4 separate regions of the Mus musculus genome follow, and regions 1, 2 and 4 are each linked to region 3. The links are chromatin loops, found by intact Hi-C in ENCODE. Cell type or tissue: gastrocnemius. All regions are shown on one strand. Each heading gives the region's core, and the rest is flanking DNA. Links, peaks and the distances in the headings are about the cores only. Region 1 overlaps Mtmr14 (myotubularin related protein 14). Region 2 overlaps Lhfpl4 (lipoma HMGIC fusion partner-like protein 4). Region 3 overlaps Cpne9 (copine family member IX). Region 4 holds the start of Gt(ROSA)26Sor (gene trap ROSA 26, Philippe Soriano).

Region 1 (3,870 bases), core at 394-2,893, 51 kb before region 3:
ATTAAATCAGGTAATATTCTGCTGTTTGTCCCTTCTCTGTCATGTGATTAGCCATGTACTTATTGAATGTGTACTTTGTCTCAGGACTTTGAGTATGTCATTCCTGTAAAGCGGACATAAGTCCCAACCCTTGCAGTTCTATGTTGAGTAGGTCTGTTAGGGTAGCTCTATAATGTGATCTCGCTTTACGTGTCTTAAAATATTTTGATTCAGAGTGGTTAAATAACCTGACCAGGTTTACACAGCAAGAAGATTCTGATTTGAGTCCGGCACGGCAGTGCACGAGTAGAGGCAGAAGGATCAAGGAGTTCAGAGTCACCCTTGTGTCTTATACGGAGAAATGAGAAATACTTTTGTCCTGACCTCTGATAGAGACTTGTAAATGCGTCCGTGTGGGGGTCACTGACATAATTTCAGCTCTGAGCTGAAGCAAAGACCTGAGTGGAGCTTTGTCATTTGGGAATACAAAGTGACTCCTGATTATTTATTTTTGAAAAACAGGGTTTTGCTCAGTAGCCCAGGCTGTCCTTAAACTCATAGCCGCCTTCTCTGCCTACCCGACCTCCAAGTCTGGGATATTCCTAAAGCTTCCATCAGAGTTCACTCCCACTTCAGGGTCGTTTTAAGCCTCGTGCCTTAGGAGTGTGGCAGGTTGGAACTCCTTAACAGATAAGACTTTCCAGACCGACTCTAGCAATGGATTGTGAAATCCTAGCAGATTTCCTCTGCTCACCAGGTCTCTGGAGCAAGGAGGAAGGAAAGTAAAAGCAGCCCTCTTACCTCAGCCTAAGTGCTGGGAGGACTGCAGGCCTGAGCCCCAAGCTTGGCATTTATTTAATGTGTGTGCATGTGTTGGGTGGCATTTCTCAGTCCCCTTTCCCTTCTTTTCTGAGACAGTTTGTAGATTAGAACATTCTGTGCTGCTCTTGGCCTGTCAGCTCTAGACATGTGCAGTTTCTGCCTCGTAGCGCTAGGAGTGTATGTAGACCTGCACAGCCACACCTGGCTTCTTCTGAGGGTGCTGGGGACCCAAAAAGTTCTCATACTTGCACAACACATACTTTACCAACTAATTTTATTTTACTTTGAGACAGGATCCTTTTTTTTTGGTTTTTGGAGACAGGGTTTGTCTGTGTAACCCTGGCTGTCCTGGAACTCACTTTGTAGACCTCAGAAATCCGCCTGCCTCTGCCTCCCAAGTGCTGGGATTAAAGGCGTGCATCACCACGCCCAGCTTTGAGACAGAATCTTACTTTGTAGCTCTGATTGATCTTAATACCATCGTCCAGTGTCCAGTTCCAAATGTGGAGATTCCCAAAGATTTAAAGCCTGTGCTGCCACACCAACAGTTGACAGTTTCTGCTGATTTATGGATGCTTTTAGACCCAGAAAAGGTTAGATAGCCCCCACCATAGTGCGTTGTGCTTAGACCACAGGAAGTTCAGCTAGCCCTTCTCCATGGGCTTCTGGACAGATTGTGAGTATGCTCTTTGGGAAGCAGCCACCCTGGAGCAGTAGTGGTCCCTGACAGGGTCCTGGGGACTAAGGTGCTGTCTGGAGCTCAAACTCAGGAGAACAGATGTGCAAACAGGCCACATTTCCAAGAACCCCTAGCCAGTTCCAGGTGATACCCAGCTGCTTATATTTTGCCTGCTCTAACATCCAACAGGAGCTAGACAGTTGGCCTAGTGGTTCCCTCCACCCATTTCATTTAGAGCCATCTTTACCTCTGTTACCTTGTGGGATGATGAGGACCCTACAGTAGATGGTCTTTTGTTTTTCAGAAACCTATTTATTTTTTAAAGGTTTATTTAATGTATTGAGTGCTCTGTTTGCATGTATACTTTTGTGCCAGAAGAGGGCACCAGATCCCATTAAAGGTGGTTGTGAGTCACTGTGTGGTTGCTGGGGATTGAACTCAGGACCTCTAGAAGAGCAGACAGTGCTCTTAACTGCTGAGCCATCTCTCCAGCCCAGAAACCCACTTAACACTGCAGATTGCAGGACCAACTCAGAAATGAACTTCAACTGGTCTGTCACCTTACATCTTCCGTTTGTCTTAGTGCAGTGGTATAGATCTCCCAGCCTGTGGTCAAACTAGATTGACTTGTTTCCTTTCCCATTCCCCTGACAGACTACTGGATTTCAACAAACTATTTAAATTGAGTTATGAAAGTTTATAGGCCAGCAAATGGCTCACTGGGTACAGGAAGGTGTCCACTGTACAAGACTGGCTACCTGAGTTTGAACTCAGAATTCACATAAAGGTGGGCGGAGGGAATGAAGCAAACTTGTCTTGCTACACACTGACCCACAAACATACATATCATGCAGGCATACACAGGCAGTCTTCTTAAACATACTGTTGCCTAGCTTGAAGAATTCCAGCTCTCAAAGTGATTCCTGCCATGAGGAAAAATGAAAATAATAAGGAAGGTGGGGGTTTAGTTTAGTTGTAGAGCACTGTCCTGGCAGGCTTCCGTCTCCTACAGACCCTGTTTAAAGAAAGAAAAAAGGCAGCCAAGTAATAGCTACTATTTTTCCTTGAAAATTATGGGTTTTATTTATCTTTTGGTTTTTGGGTTTGTGTTTTTTTGTTTGTTTGTTTTTTGTCTTAGAACTTGTTATGTAGTCCATAAACTTTGACCTCGTAGAGAAGTGTGTGTGTGTGAGTGTGAGAGAGAGTCTCATGGAGCCACAGCTGGCCTCATACAGACCCACTATGTAGCTGTGGCTGGTCTTGAACTTCCGATGCCCCTGTTGAAATTACAGCCACATATCATGACTGCTTCAATAATTTCTTTTTAAATATTAAGATCCCAACTGAGCAGTGGTGGTGCTTGCCTTTAATCTCAGCACTTGAGAGCAAAGGCAGGCAGATTTGTGAGCTCCAGGACAGCCAGGGATATACAGAGAAACCCTGTCTCGAAAAAAAACAAACCAAAACAAAAACCCAAAAACAAAATCCCAAGTATTTCTCTCTTGTTTCTTTCAGTATAAAAGTTGCCCTCTATGCTAAAAAGTTTCAAATAATAGGTAACAAGGCCTTGGAGGTATGTGAGCTTGGGCCAATTCCCAACCAGCCCCACATTCTGTGACTCTTTACATCCCTTAACCTCCCTGAGCCAGTTTTTCGTTTCTTCATTTGTGAAGTAGCTGTCTTCTCTACTGCCTGCCGTGCTTGCCTCACGGCCATGTGAGTTGAAGGAGGAGTCACCTGACAGTGCTGAGCCTGGTACCTGCATACATGGGCATCCTCCAAACCTTATCTCGTCACTGATGTAACACTGCTGCCTTGAATTTAGGGTGACCCCTTTGGTAGAGTCTGTAGACAGATAAGTTCTAAGCAGACTTGAGACTGACTGGGGTGGTCTCTATGCTGGTAAGAAGCACCAGGCATTCCTTAAGCTCTGCATGCTTGAGAAGTCACCTGATCCTGACGTTGCTGTTTGTCTCCCAGCATATTTGCAGGTCGGCCACACTGGCTGGATGGGGAGAGCTATATGGACGCTCGGGATACAACTATTTATTCTCAGGTGAATATTGAACAGCCTTTTATGGGTCTAAGAATGGAAAACCTGGTCAGAGGGATTAGTCCTGCCTCAGCCACAGTGGTGTGAGGGAAGGTGTAATGAAGCAGGGTAGAGGCCAGCACACCCCAGAGCAGGAACTAGGGATTCGCTTCCGAGACAAAGCGGACTGCCACACACAGGTGGGCGTGTGGCCCTAATGGAGACTTGAGGGCTGAACCTGGGGAAGTACAGGTTGGCCTAGCAACGATGCCCCCAGCTGCAGTGCTGACACTGGTTTCTCTGACAGGGGGAGCAGATGATACCTGGGCAAGTACAGAAGATGTCACAGAAGAGGACT
Region 2 (3,725 bases), core at 1,226-3,725, 130 kb before region 3:
AACAAAATAAAAAACAAAACAACAACAACAACAACAACAAAAAACCACCTGGAATCTCCCTCGTTTTTCTCTCTGCTAAGGGGGAGGGAGGGGCCCCCCACTGCAGGAGAAGAGAGATCTTCTCATCTGCCCTTTCCTAACACACGCACACACACACACACACACACACACACACACACGCACACACAAACACACACATACATACATACATGCACACACATACACACGCACACACACACACACACACACATACACACATACACACACGCACACACACACAAACACACACATACACACATACACGCACACACATACTCACGCATACACACGCATACACACACATACACACACATACACGCACACACTCATGCACACACACCTACCTCAGCTCCAAGCACTGCCCATGAGGTTGCAGACCCTGGGCTTATCGCAAGGCGAGAAGTGGGCAAAGAGGAGAAAGAGGCAGGGACAGGGTAACAGGGCCTGGGGTGGGGACAAGGGTACCCTGTTCAGAGGTGACCTGCAAGTTCAAGTTAGGCAGAAAAGTATCAAAGACGCAAGACAGTCTCTGCCCTTGGCAGATGTCCAGGGTGTAGGAAGCATGAGAAGGAGAGGGGTAACCCCTAAGTCCCCACCTCTGTGCCCCCTCTCCACAGCCACCAACCCTGACAATGGGCCTGAGAAGTCTATGCTGTACAAAACAGGCCAGGCTCGAGGGGCCAGTCACCAGTGAGATATCCCAGTAGGGAAGAGGCCAGGCCAGCCTCAGGCTGGAACTAGCTTCCTCCTCCCACAGCCTCCAGAGCCCGTGTCTCCCCCTCAGACTCTGAGGTGATGAAGGACTACCAGCAGCAGGAAGGAAGACCCTATCCTTTCCCCCTCAGCACGGCTCAGATTCTTTTGAGAGCTGGGTGCAGGCTTGAATGAGGGAGGCAGAGGAGGCCCCGTTGGGGGGCTGGTGGCACCTGGAGCTTTGTGGCAGATGTGGTGGGACCATCATCAGCGAATAAAAATAAAGTAGGAAAGAGTCTGGCCCTCCTGGGGCAGTGTGTTGAGTAAGTCTCTTTAGGCGATCAGGACCGGCAGGCAAGGACGCAGCAGGCAGCCCTGCACACTGAAGGGGTCCAAGGAGATTGCGCGGCAGAGCGTCCTTTCCCTGGGGATCCCCAGGGACCTCCAGCTAGTCTACACAGGAGAGAAGGAAACCGAGGGACCAAAGAGGGAGGCCCAGGCTCCACTAGGTCCAATGGAGGCGGGGCCAGACTCAGGATCTCAAGGGCTCTGCCTTCTTGCCAGGCTGCCACCTAGCCCCTGCCTCTCTTCAGAGCCCGGAGGAGGTCCGTGTGCAGCCAGTTCAAGATTTGGGTCTGGAGCTTGAACGCAGGAATGAGAGGGCAGCAGACGGGATATGCTGAGGTCAGGCCAACTCCTGGGCTATAAAATCCCGGCTTTCAGGGTCCCTGTGTGTGAGCAACAGGGCATGGTAGGACTCCCCAGCCAGACACATCACCTCCTGGCCGCAGCACGGAACTTACTGTAGTGCCCACGAAATCTGTGGGAGGAAGGGAGGGGAGGGGAGAAAGAGAGAGGGGGAAGGGGAGGGAGAGGAAGAGGGAGAATGTTAGAGCCTGTGAGGTCCCAGCTGCCCCCTCAGCCACTCCCCAAGACACAAATGGCCAGAAGTGACTAGAACCAAGTCCTTGAATGACAGGTCAGCCTTAAGCACACCATGTAACCCATTAGCTGTCATGTGTGAAATAAAGACCCTCTCCCACTCCACAGGGCCATTCTGAAAGGTCATAGCAAATGCCTTTGACTTGGAACTGGCCTACAGTGTCCACCTCCATGAAGCAGTTAAGGATGCAGATGGGTGGAGCTCCCCACATCACTGGTGTGGGGAGTTTTATTGGGCAGGAAGGGGTTGTTTTTAACTCTCTTGTATCCTAGGCTGGCTTTGAATTTACAAGGTAGCAGAGGCTAGCCTTGATCTGATTCTCCTGCCTATGCCTTCAGAGTACGAAGCTTACAGGTATACACTACCATGACTGGCCTCCCATATCATTTTAACAATGAGCTGTAGCTGGGAAAGTTGGCTCCCATCTTAATCTTAACTCTTAACAGGAGGCTGAGTGAAGCATAAGGCTTGCCACAGGTATGGGGGCAACCTGGGCTACACAGTAAGTTCCAGTGTATCCTAGTCTACAAAGCAGAGCCATGTCTTTCAAGTAAATGAACTTGTGAGGGAGCCATGTGGGAACAGGAGAGAGACACTGAATGGACCCATCCACTGAGAGGTTCATCCATCCATTGCCAGGGTAGCATCAGAGAATCCACATAGGCTTAGCCTTGCACTTCTGGAAGTTGCCACCAGGGGGTAGGTCCTGACCTCAAACCAAGACCAAAGAACCTACATGATGGGAGGGATCTGTCAGAGCTTTTAAGGTCAGATTAGCAGAGAAATGTCCCAGGAAGCTAATAAAAGGGGACAGAAAACCTCTAGCCTGGCTGAGCTGTAAGATAAGTAGCGTGTTGTAGAACCTTGGCCTCACTGAGCTCTAAGATAGGTAGTGTGTTGTCGGACCTTGGTTCTGGACTCGAACCTGCGTTCAAGCCCTGACTTCACTACTTAGATGACTTGGAGCAAGCTCTCCCTCTGTGTGCACACCATCCCCTGCCCCACCCTTGTTCTCACCTGTAACCCGGTGTTCATAATGCCTGCCTGCAGAGGCCTGTTAGAGCTGACCGCTTTGAGCATCCCCCAAGTACTAGACCCTGCTAGCCGCTTTGCATACAGAAACTTTCCCCTCAACCTGACAGTCCTGGGAGACGGATCTGTTCTCATCACCCTGGTTTTATGAAGTATGGGAAACTGAAACTCGAGGGCAAGTAATTCCTAGGCTTAACCCGCTTCTACTCTAGTCTGTGCTCACCATTCAAGAAGACTTTAAGCACAACACTGAGGTCTCCTGCTAGATGAGTAGACACGCAGCTGTGTATGTTATCATTTAAGCTCATTGTATGGTGAGCAGAGACCGTAAGAAATGACTGTAAGGAGTGGACAAGCTAAGCATAGGTTGAACCGCGGGAACCACTGCTCTGAGACTCAGTCTAAGGACCGTGTGCCCATACACACAAGCATCCACCACAATGCCTCTCTCAGAACTGGGGGTAGGCTGACATTAGGGTCAGAAGACTCTGCTTGACCTCAGCCCTTTGGAGGCTATCTGGCACTGTTATTATATTTTATTTCTGAAGACCCCAAGGGAAAAAACTTGTGAATGTGTGTGTGGAGGTAGAAGAAAGATATTCACTGTAGTGTCATCAGGAAACCTCAGACCTTCCCTAATAGAAGAAGAATAAAATAAACCACCATTCAACCCGTGCGATGACGTGTGTGGGTACCAATCCGCTTAAAAGCAGTTACCTCTGAGAGTCTGGCTTTCTGTGTAAATTGTTTCCTGTTGTTTTGAGACAGGATCTTGATATGTGGCTCAGGCTGACCTTGAGATCATAATTCTCCAATGCCAGCCACAAGAGAACAGGGGTTATGCAGGTATGCATGACTGAAATTGTTTGTTTTTCTTTTTAATTAAATGAAATTTATTATTCATGTCTGTGGAAGACATGTGAGGTTGTGTGAGATCAGAGTACAGCCTGGGGGTCGGTTCTCTCCTTCCACAACGGGGTCTAGGCTTCAAACTCAATTATCAGGGTTTCATAACAAG
Region 3 (3,870 bases), core at 776-3,275:
GTTCTGCTCATTATCACTGACGGCGTCATCTCCGACATGACACAGACCAAAGAGGCCATCGTCAGTGTGAGTTTGAGGAGGAAGGCTTGTCAGGGAGGGGTCATTGTCCTTGCAGTGAAGGGGCTCTGATGGTTATTCCATGTGTATCCTAACATTTTCATCTGCCAGTTTCAGAGACGCCTATTGGCTGGGGCACCAACAACACTGGCTTTTGATTCTCTAGGTTCCAGCATGATGAACTCACTATGGAAACCTGAGCTTAGGAAACACTGGTCTTTTATATTCAGCAGGACACATGTCTGTCCTTTATCAGGGGAGGGAGGAGTTATTTTTTTATTTGCTTTTAATTTTATTTTTGTTGTGTTTTGTAACAGGGCCTTACTGTGTACTGGATGCCTATATGGCCCAGACTGGCCTGAATAGAGGCAATCTTTCTGCCTCAGCTTCCCAAGTGCTGGATCTATGGATGTAAGCCACCAGGACTGGCTATTTCTGTTTGTTAGTTTGTTGGCCTGAGACTAGCTATATAGATCAGGCTGCCCTTGAGCTCACTTTGATCCTCCTGCCTCTGCCTCCTGAGTCCTGGACGTATGGGAAGGATATGCCATGCCTAGGATGGGTATTTTGCTGTCATTAAGGTTTCCATGGTTCTGTTGTTTTTCCAGATGGACTTACACTGGAGCTCAGACTGGCCTAGAACTCATTCTTTAACCAGTGTTGGTCTGGGATTTGTGGTGATCCCCCTGCCTCAGCCTCATGAGTGCTAGGACTACAGATGTATGTTGCCACGTCTGGCAGGAAAACCTTTTTAAAATGATACTAGAAATATTTAAGGTCAGCTTGGGTTACAGAGGGAGACTTTTGTTTCAAACAAACAAGATAATGGCTTTATGTTTCACCAGAAGGCACCTGCTGTGCATAGAGATAGTCTGCAACTGATCCTGGCAGTGTATCTGGGCTCACTCAAGCATGTGATCCCCACAGACACCACAGGCACTGTCCTGTCACAGCCGCTTACTCCAGCCATTCCTCTCCCACAGGCCTCCTCACTGCCCATGTCTATCATTATTGTCGGGGTCGGACCTGCCATGTTTGAGGGTGAGTAGGGTAGGGTGTGTCCATGACTGGGACTGGGAACTGGAGCGAACAGGAAGGATCCAGCAGTCCCATGGACCCTCCTCACAGATAAAACAGACTGGCACCTTAGTGAAGTCACAGATGTTTCGTCTCCATAACCCTGGCTGCTGGAGTCAACTTTCCCCTGCTTTCTTAGGAGAATGGAACTTGCAGGAAGGAAAGCTAGTAAGGATAATGAGAGCAGTTACACACCACTGTGGAATGCGAGTGTCAGGTCTCCTTGTGAGGACCCTGATGGGATCTAATGAGGAAGGGGCAGGACGAGCTGGAGTTGGAGAGACAGCCAATGATGCCTGCCTGTCTTCTCTGCAGCAATGGAAGAGCTGGATGGTGATGATGTACGTGTATCCTCCAGGGGACGCTATGCAGAGCGGGACATCGTTCAGGTAGCCCTGGGAGTGGTGAAAGCAGAAAGAAACAGGGCTTCCTAGGAGCCATTCTCCTTGCTCCTTCCTAGTCACTACCTTTCTCCCCTCAAACATTCATAGAACAAGTTCCCTTTTAAAAAAACAAAACCAAAAACCTTGTTAGATAAAATAGTGGTAGGTAGCACAGAATGGCCTGGGACTTCCTCAGCCTCCGGGGTGCTGGAGTTACAATACTGCATCACTACACTGGCTTTGAACAGTTCTTTTGAGGGGTCAAGTGGGGTGCAGCTGTCCTGCAAGGTTGTATGATGTAGGAGGAGCAGGTCTCTGCCCTCTACTGGAGATGACCAATATTACAAAACTAGCAAATGCAGCTGTCAACAGCCAATCGTAGTGAGGGGAGGCTTCTATGAGGTTGTGCTTTTAACACTGAGTTGAAACCTGAAGAAGGTATCAACTTCACAAGCAGAGAAGGAGCATGTCGTGTAAGACCTGCCAGAGGCTCAGACCAGGCTGGCAGGATTGTCTGCCATAAATATCTTAGGTTTGACAATCAGAATGCGTTCTTACTTATGTATCCCTCCATGTATTTATTGTTTTGTTTCAGACAGAACCCCACTATTTAGGGAACTAGTAGCCCTGGCTAGTCTAGAATTCATGGTAATTCTACTGCTTCAGCCTCCTGAGTGCCAAAATGCCCAGATCAAACTACACTATAAATAGACTTCTCTGGGTGCTGCACTGTAGGTGCGGTGGCAGGGCCAGGGAAATGCCCAGAAATCCATTTAGCCAGCAGCAAAAGTGACTGGGGTATGTGAACACAAAGCAGTGGTCATGTTCAGAAGCAGCCAACTCAAAAGCTGTTTAAAGGCAGGGAGGCAGTTCAGTTGATAGAGTGCTTGTCTAGTATGCATGAGGTCCTGGGTTTGATCTTCACCATTGCGTAAAACAATGTGCCTGAAATCCCAGCACTCAGGAGGTGGAGGCAAAATGATAATAAGTTCCAGGTCAGGCCAGTGAGATGGGTGTGTGTGTGTGTGTGTGTGTGTGTGTGTGTGTGAAATGTACTTTGCTGAACAAACCTGATGATGTGAGTTAGATTCCTGGGGTCCCATGGTAGGTGAGAGCCCACTCTGCCCTCCTTATGTGCACCAGGGAACACTTATGCCTGCATTCACACATGCACTCTAAACAACATAGAATAACAACAAGAAATACCTTTGAATTCATGGCCAGTGTGAGGCCTTTATGAAACCCTGTCTAAACAAAGGAAAAATTGTTTAAGAGCTGTGCACAGAAGTGTGTGCAAGTGTGCATGTATATGTGTATATATGTGTGTATGTGTATATATGTATGTGTGTGTGTGCCTGTAATTCTTGCACTTGGAGGCTAAGGCAGGAGGACTGAGAGTCCCAGGCCAGCCTAGGCTATGTAATAAGATTATCTCAAAAGAGGAACACAAAAGAAGATACTTTAGATCCCTTTGCAGGATTTGATGACTTGTTAATACACTGATAAGGACTACTCTCAATTTTCTAGTGTGAAAGGTCCCACTGACTGGGTAAGGCGAAGCTAGAGGCAGAGATAGGTCCGGAAGACTTGGTATTCAATAGGTAAAGCTGGGTTTGGGGGATCTGTGATAACTGAAGGAAAACGTAGTTTTAGCAACTAAATGGGCAGTTCTGGGCCAGGGTTAGGTACAGTGGCTACAGCTCAAGCTGTTAGGAGGCTGAAACAGGGGGATCCCAACAGAATGAGACCCAAGGACAGAGGCAAACACGGGGCTCTGGAGGGTGCTTTTCCCTGCCCTCCCTTTATTAACCTCCTTTCTCTGGCAAACTGCTCTTCCCTCTCAATCCCAACGCCTCCCTCTCTTGCTCCCAAGTTCAACGCTCTCCTTCCCAGCACTCGAGTAGAAGGCAGATGGATCTCCCTGAAGGCCAGCTTGGTCTACATGATGAGTTCCATGATAGCCAGGGTTTCATAGAGAGACAGGGTGAAAGGGGGGCAGTTCAGGAAAACCCAGAGGAGTGGAGTTGACACGAAGGGAAGCTTCTAGAAAAGGAGGGGGGAAGAGTGTGGTGTCAGGAGTAGTGATGTGGTTCAGTGGTAGGCAGCTTGTCTTGCATATACAAGATCCTGCGTTCAATGTCCAACACCCGACACAAAGAATTGGATGCATTCAGAAGGATGACATTCAAGTACAGTGAAGCTAAAGAGACTCTCAGAAGAATAGTGATAGTTGGAAAGAAATGTTAGGGGTCAAAGATGAAACTTGAGTGCTACCTACTCCCTTGGCCGAAGCTCACCTTTCTTTCCTGTCTGTCCCAGTTTGTCCCATTCCGAGATTATGTTGACCGATCGG
Region 4 (3,870 bases), core at 793-3,292, 230 kb before region 3:
TCAAACTCAGAGATCTGCCTGTCTCTGCCTCCAGAGTGCTGGGATTAAAGGCATAAAGGCAAGCACCACCACTGGCTGGCTAAACTCTGGCCCTACATTTTTGAAATCCAAAATTATCATTACTTGCTTTCATGTTTAGTAATGGCTGCAGACTTAGCTTTCAGCTTTGTATAGATGAAGCACAAAAGTTAAGTAAAGCTAGCAGTTTAAACAAATAGGATACTAGAAGTTCAATTTTTATTTCTTTATTGCTTAGTGTAAGAGAAAAGACATTAAAGTCTGCATTGGTCTTCTGTATCCCACAAGTCTGCAGTTATGGCTCCTCTGTCCACAGTTACACTTCAAATAAAAATTAGTTCCTTGGTAACATTTCCAGTGCTTAAAGAGTAATTTGATTATTGGCTACCATATTGGAACAAACACAAAGTATTTCATTACTTCAGTAAATTCTACTGGAGACAGTATTCTCTTTAAAAAAAAAAAAAAGAAGAAGAAGGAGGATTTATTTATTTAATGTGAATACACTTGTGGTCTTCAGACACACCAGAAGAGGGCATCAGATCCCATTACAGATGGTTGTGAGCCACCATGTGGTTGCTGGGAATTGAACTCAGGACTTCTGGAAGAGCAGTCTGTGCTCTTGAACTCCGAGCCACCTCTCCAGCCCCTGGATAGTATTATTATAGAGCACAAGCACACACAACACAACAACCTAAAAACCAAGCTTCACAAATACATTTGTTGCTTAATCATTTTACTTGTGTTTGGCTACAAGTCAAGCAAAATTATAGGTCCTGAAGAAGCTTGGCAAAATCACATTTAGACCAGCAATAACGTGTAGAATGCCATGAGTCAAGCCAGTCCAAGAGAAAGCACTGCTTAAATAGAAAAAATACAAGCTCACAAGACCTTAGGTCAGGAAAGACAACAAACACCTGAACTTTGCATTCCAAAAGGAACCACCTTTTACAGATGTGTACAATGACAAAATTTTAGTAAGCAGTAATCAATACCATGTGGCTCAATAATGAAATATACCTTTTAATGTCTTAAAATATCAGCCTGGCAATATGTAAGATACATCAGGTAATATTGGGGGAGGAGACATCCACCTGGAAACCATTAATGGTTAATAGCTCAGTTTATAAATGGAGAAAAAGGAGAGAGGCATTCATGGGAGTGGAAAGTTAAGCTTTAGGTTGGATTCTCAATACATCTATTGTTGTAAAACTCCCTGGACTGAGAATAGGCCCAAATGTGGAACACCACCTGACGGGAGAGGTGATAGACACTGAAAATTAAGGATCAAGGCAAAGGATCAACAAAAAGTGTACTAAGGAGTTATAAAAGAACTGCAGTGTTGAGGCCCCAGCTACAGCCTCGATTTGTGGTGTATGTAACTAATCTGTCTGGTTTCATGAGTCATCAGACTTCTAAGATCAGGAAAGGGAAAATGCCAATGCTCTGTCTAGGGGTTGGATAAGCCAGTATAATAAATGAAAATGGGGCTAAAATGAGTGTTCTAAAATACCTTTTGATAAGGCTGCAGAAGGAGCGGGAGAAATGGATATGAAGTACTGGGCTCTTTAAAAATGATTAAAATTCTGCTTACATAGTCTAACTCGCGACACTGTAATTTCATACTGTAGTAAGGATCTCAAGCAGGAGAGTATAAAACTCGGGTGAGCATGTCTTTAATCTACCTCGATGGAAAATACTCCGAGGCGGATCACAAGCAATAATAACCTGTAGTTTTGCTGCATAAAACCCCAGATGACTACCTATCCTCCCATTTTCCTTATTTGCCCCTATTAAAAAACTTCCCGACAAAACCGAAAATCTGTGGGAAGTCTTGTCCCTCCAATTTTACACCTGTTCAATTCCCCTGCAGGACAACGCCCACACACCAGGTTAGCCTTTAAGCCTGCCCAGAAGACTCCCGCCCATCTTCTAGAAAGACTGGAGTTGCAGATCACGAGGGAAGAGGGGGAAGGGATTCTCCCAGGCCCAGGGCGGTCCTCAGAAGCCAGGAGGCAGCAGAGAACTCCCAGAAAGGTATTGCAACACTCCCCTCCCCCCTCCGGAGAAGGGTGCGGCCTTCTCCCCGCCTACTCCACTGCAGCTCCCTTACTGATAACAACTCAGAGCGACTTTGGGAGAGCAAGTGCTTCCTGCCTCCAAAACAGCCCAACTGAGCCCTCGCTCCTTCCCTCCACTCCCCGGAGTGCGCGATGGAGGTCTGGCTCAGCACGCCCCTCTTGAGGCAACTCAAGTCGGAAACGTGCTTGCACCCGCCCCGCAGCCGCTCAGCCCTACTGCCCGTCCCCGCCCCCAGCGCGCGCTTCCTGCCACGTTGCGCAGGGGCGCGCGGCCAGACTCTGCGGCGCGGGGCCGAGGGGAGGGCCGGAACCTGGGAGCGCCTCCTCGCCGCCCCCGCTGGCCGGCGGATGGACTCAACTTGCACGAACACGAGCCAATGGCAAGGGCCAGTTTTCTGGGCCCCGAGAGCCAATCAGACGACGAGGCCCGGCCGGCGGCGGGTAAAACGACTCCCCCAGAGGAAGGGGAGGGTGGGCGGCCGCTCGCGCGCGAGCTACTTTCGCTGACCCTCCCTCCCCTCCCCCGCCCCGCCAGAGGCCGACCGCGCCCGCACGTCCAGCTCGCCTCACCCCACCTACCTCCCGCCCCACCCAGTGGGCAGAGCGAGGCTGCCGGCGGCTGCGCACTCCGGCTGCCGTTAACTGACAGGCGCCTTACGCCAACCAAAACACGCCATTTGTGTTTTCACACACGGCGGGAGGAAAAGAAGCCAATCAGCGACGAGACGTCGGCCGGAAGCGCTCCTCCGCTGCCCCCCCCCCCCCGAGCCATGGCCGCGTCCGGTGGAGACTTTTCCGCTCCCTTCTCCCTCCCCCTCCGGTTGCTGCAGGGCGGACCGCATTCCTGCCCACCACCCGCTTGCCCCTTCCAGCGTCACGACTCGTACCCGGCTGTCTCACAGAACGGCTCCACCACGCTCGGAGGGCCTGCCGCGGCCGCCCATCCCCGCAAACGCACCAAGCCGCCCTCCCGCCAGAGTCCCGATCCCCTACCTAGCCGAGGCTCTCTGAGGAGCCGGAGCCCCAAAGCACAGCCTCTTCTTTAGGCGGCCCCGGCAGCCTCCGCTGATTGGCGGCGCACCGGCCAATAAGTGTGGGGCGGTGGGCGGAGAGGCCAATGGCGCGGCGGGAGGGGGCGTGTCCCGCGTGCCCCTGGCGCCGGCACTGGGAATCCCCGTGCGGTCAGTGGCGTTTCCGCTCGGGCAGCGGGCTGAGTGAGCTGCCGCCGCTGCCGCCGCTGCCGCCGCCGGGGGAGGGGCGGCCGCCGCCCGCCTGCGCTCAGAGACTCACGCAGCCCTAGTCCCGCCAGTCCGCCAACACAGTAGTGCCGGCCCCCTCCGCCCCTGGCCCTCCCCCTCCCCGCCTCGGGCTCGCTCCGCCTTTTCTGCCCCCCACCCCCACCTCACGGGTACGGGCCATTCCCGGCCAGGAAACGCCGTGGCGCCGCGTTGGGCCTAACTCGAGTCTCGCTGCCTCCCGGGAGTGCCGTGCGCCGCAGCCCGGGCCCAGGCCCCGGCAGCGCCTGGGTCAAGGTAAGGGTCCAACAGAAAAGAGACACCGAACCACACGACCGGGCCCCGGGGGAAAGAAGGGTCACCTCAGTCTCCCTGCGTTCCCTCTCCTCGGGGTCGTGGGCCTGGGCCTCCCCAGCCTGGTAGCAGGAAGATGCTTGCCCTTTTCGTCTTCTCAGCTACCTTTACACACCATTGCACCGCTCTTGCCCAGAGAGAAAGGCTCTCCTTCATCTAGTCGACCCCACTACCTTTTTAAT

Evidence for each region. Hi-C counts contacts between places; a loop is a spot of excess contacts. Peaks named below come from ENCODE experiments on the same cell type or tissue, not always from the same donor. Only the 100,000 strongest peaks of a DNase experiment are listed, where the experiment ranks them.
Region 1: it touches region 3 in a loop (2.6-fold over the local background); 6 of 42 quality-filtered maps call a loop at or near these places.
Region 2: it touches region 3 in a loop (3-fold over the local background); 16 of 42 quality-filtered maps call a loop at or near these places.
Region 4: a loop joins it to region 3, with 2.4 times the contacts of the local background. A loop is called at or near these places in 8 of 42 quality-filtered maps.

What each region holds. Positions count from the first base shown.
Region 1 is chr6:113,250,271-113,254,140 of GRCm38, forward strand. Mtmr14 (myotubularin related protein 14) reads left to right here. Exons shown (of 19, transcript NM_026849.2): 4 at 3,461-3,536; 5 at 3,820-3,870. Among named protein-coding and RNA genes, the nearest start is that of Mtmr14, 14 kb to the left of the region's middle. In gastrocnemius, for the core only: a CTCF peak has its summit at 1,843 (motif pointing right); no DNase peak of the experiment used is centred there.
Region 2 is chr6:113,170,407-113,174,131 of GRCm38, forward strand. It overlaps Lhfpl4 (lipoma HMGIC fusion partner-like protein 4), which reads right to left. Exons shown (of 4, transcript NM_177763.3): 4 at 1-1,552. The coding sequence ends at 1,452. Among named protein-coding and RNA genes, the nearest start is that of Lhfpl4, 23 kb to the right of the region's middle. In gastrocnemius, for the core only: a CTCF peak has its summit at 2,361 (motif pointing right); a DNase peak (open chromatin) is centred at 2,365.
Region 3 is chr6:113,300,600-113,304,469 of GRCm38, forward strand. Cpne9 (copine family member IX) reads left to right here. Exons shown (of 21, transcript NM_170673.3): 18 at 1-66; 19 at 1,041-1,098; 20 at 1,450-1,523; 21 at 3,837-3,870. Among named protein-coding and RNA genes, the nearest start is that of Brpf1, 4.6 kb to the right of the region's middle. In gastrocnemius, for the core only: a CTCF peak has its summit at 1,846 (motif pointing left); no DNase peak of the experiment used is centred there; H3K4me3 peaks cover 433 bases; H3K27ac peaks cover 2,052 bases.
Region 4 is chr6:113,074,082-113,077,951 of GRCm38, forward strand. It overlaps Gt(ROSA)26Sor (gene trap ROSA 26, Philippe Soriano), which reads right to left and starts at 3,163. Exons shown (of 3, transcript NR_027010.1): 1 at 3,093-3,163. Setd5 (SET domain containing 5) reads left to right here and starts at 3,558. Exons shown (of 22, transcript NM_028385.1): 1 at 3,558-3,631. In gastrocnemius, for the core only: a CTCF peak has its summit at 2,026; DNase peaks (open chromatin) are centred at 2,463, 2,680 and 3,221; H3K4me3 peaks cover 2,500 bases; H3K27ac peaks cover 2,500 bases.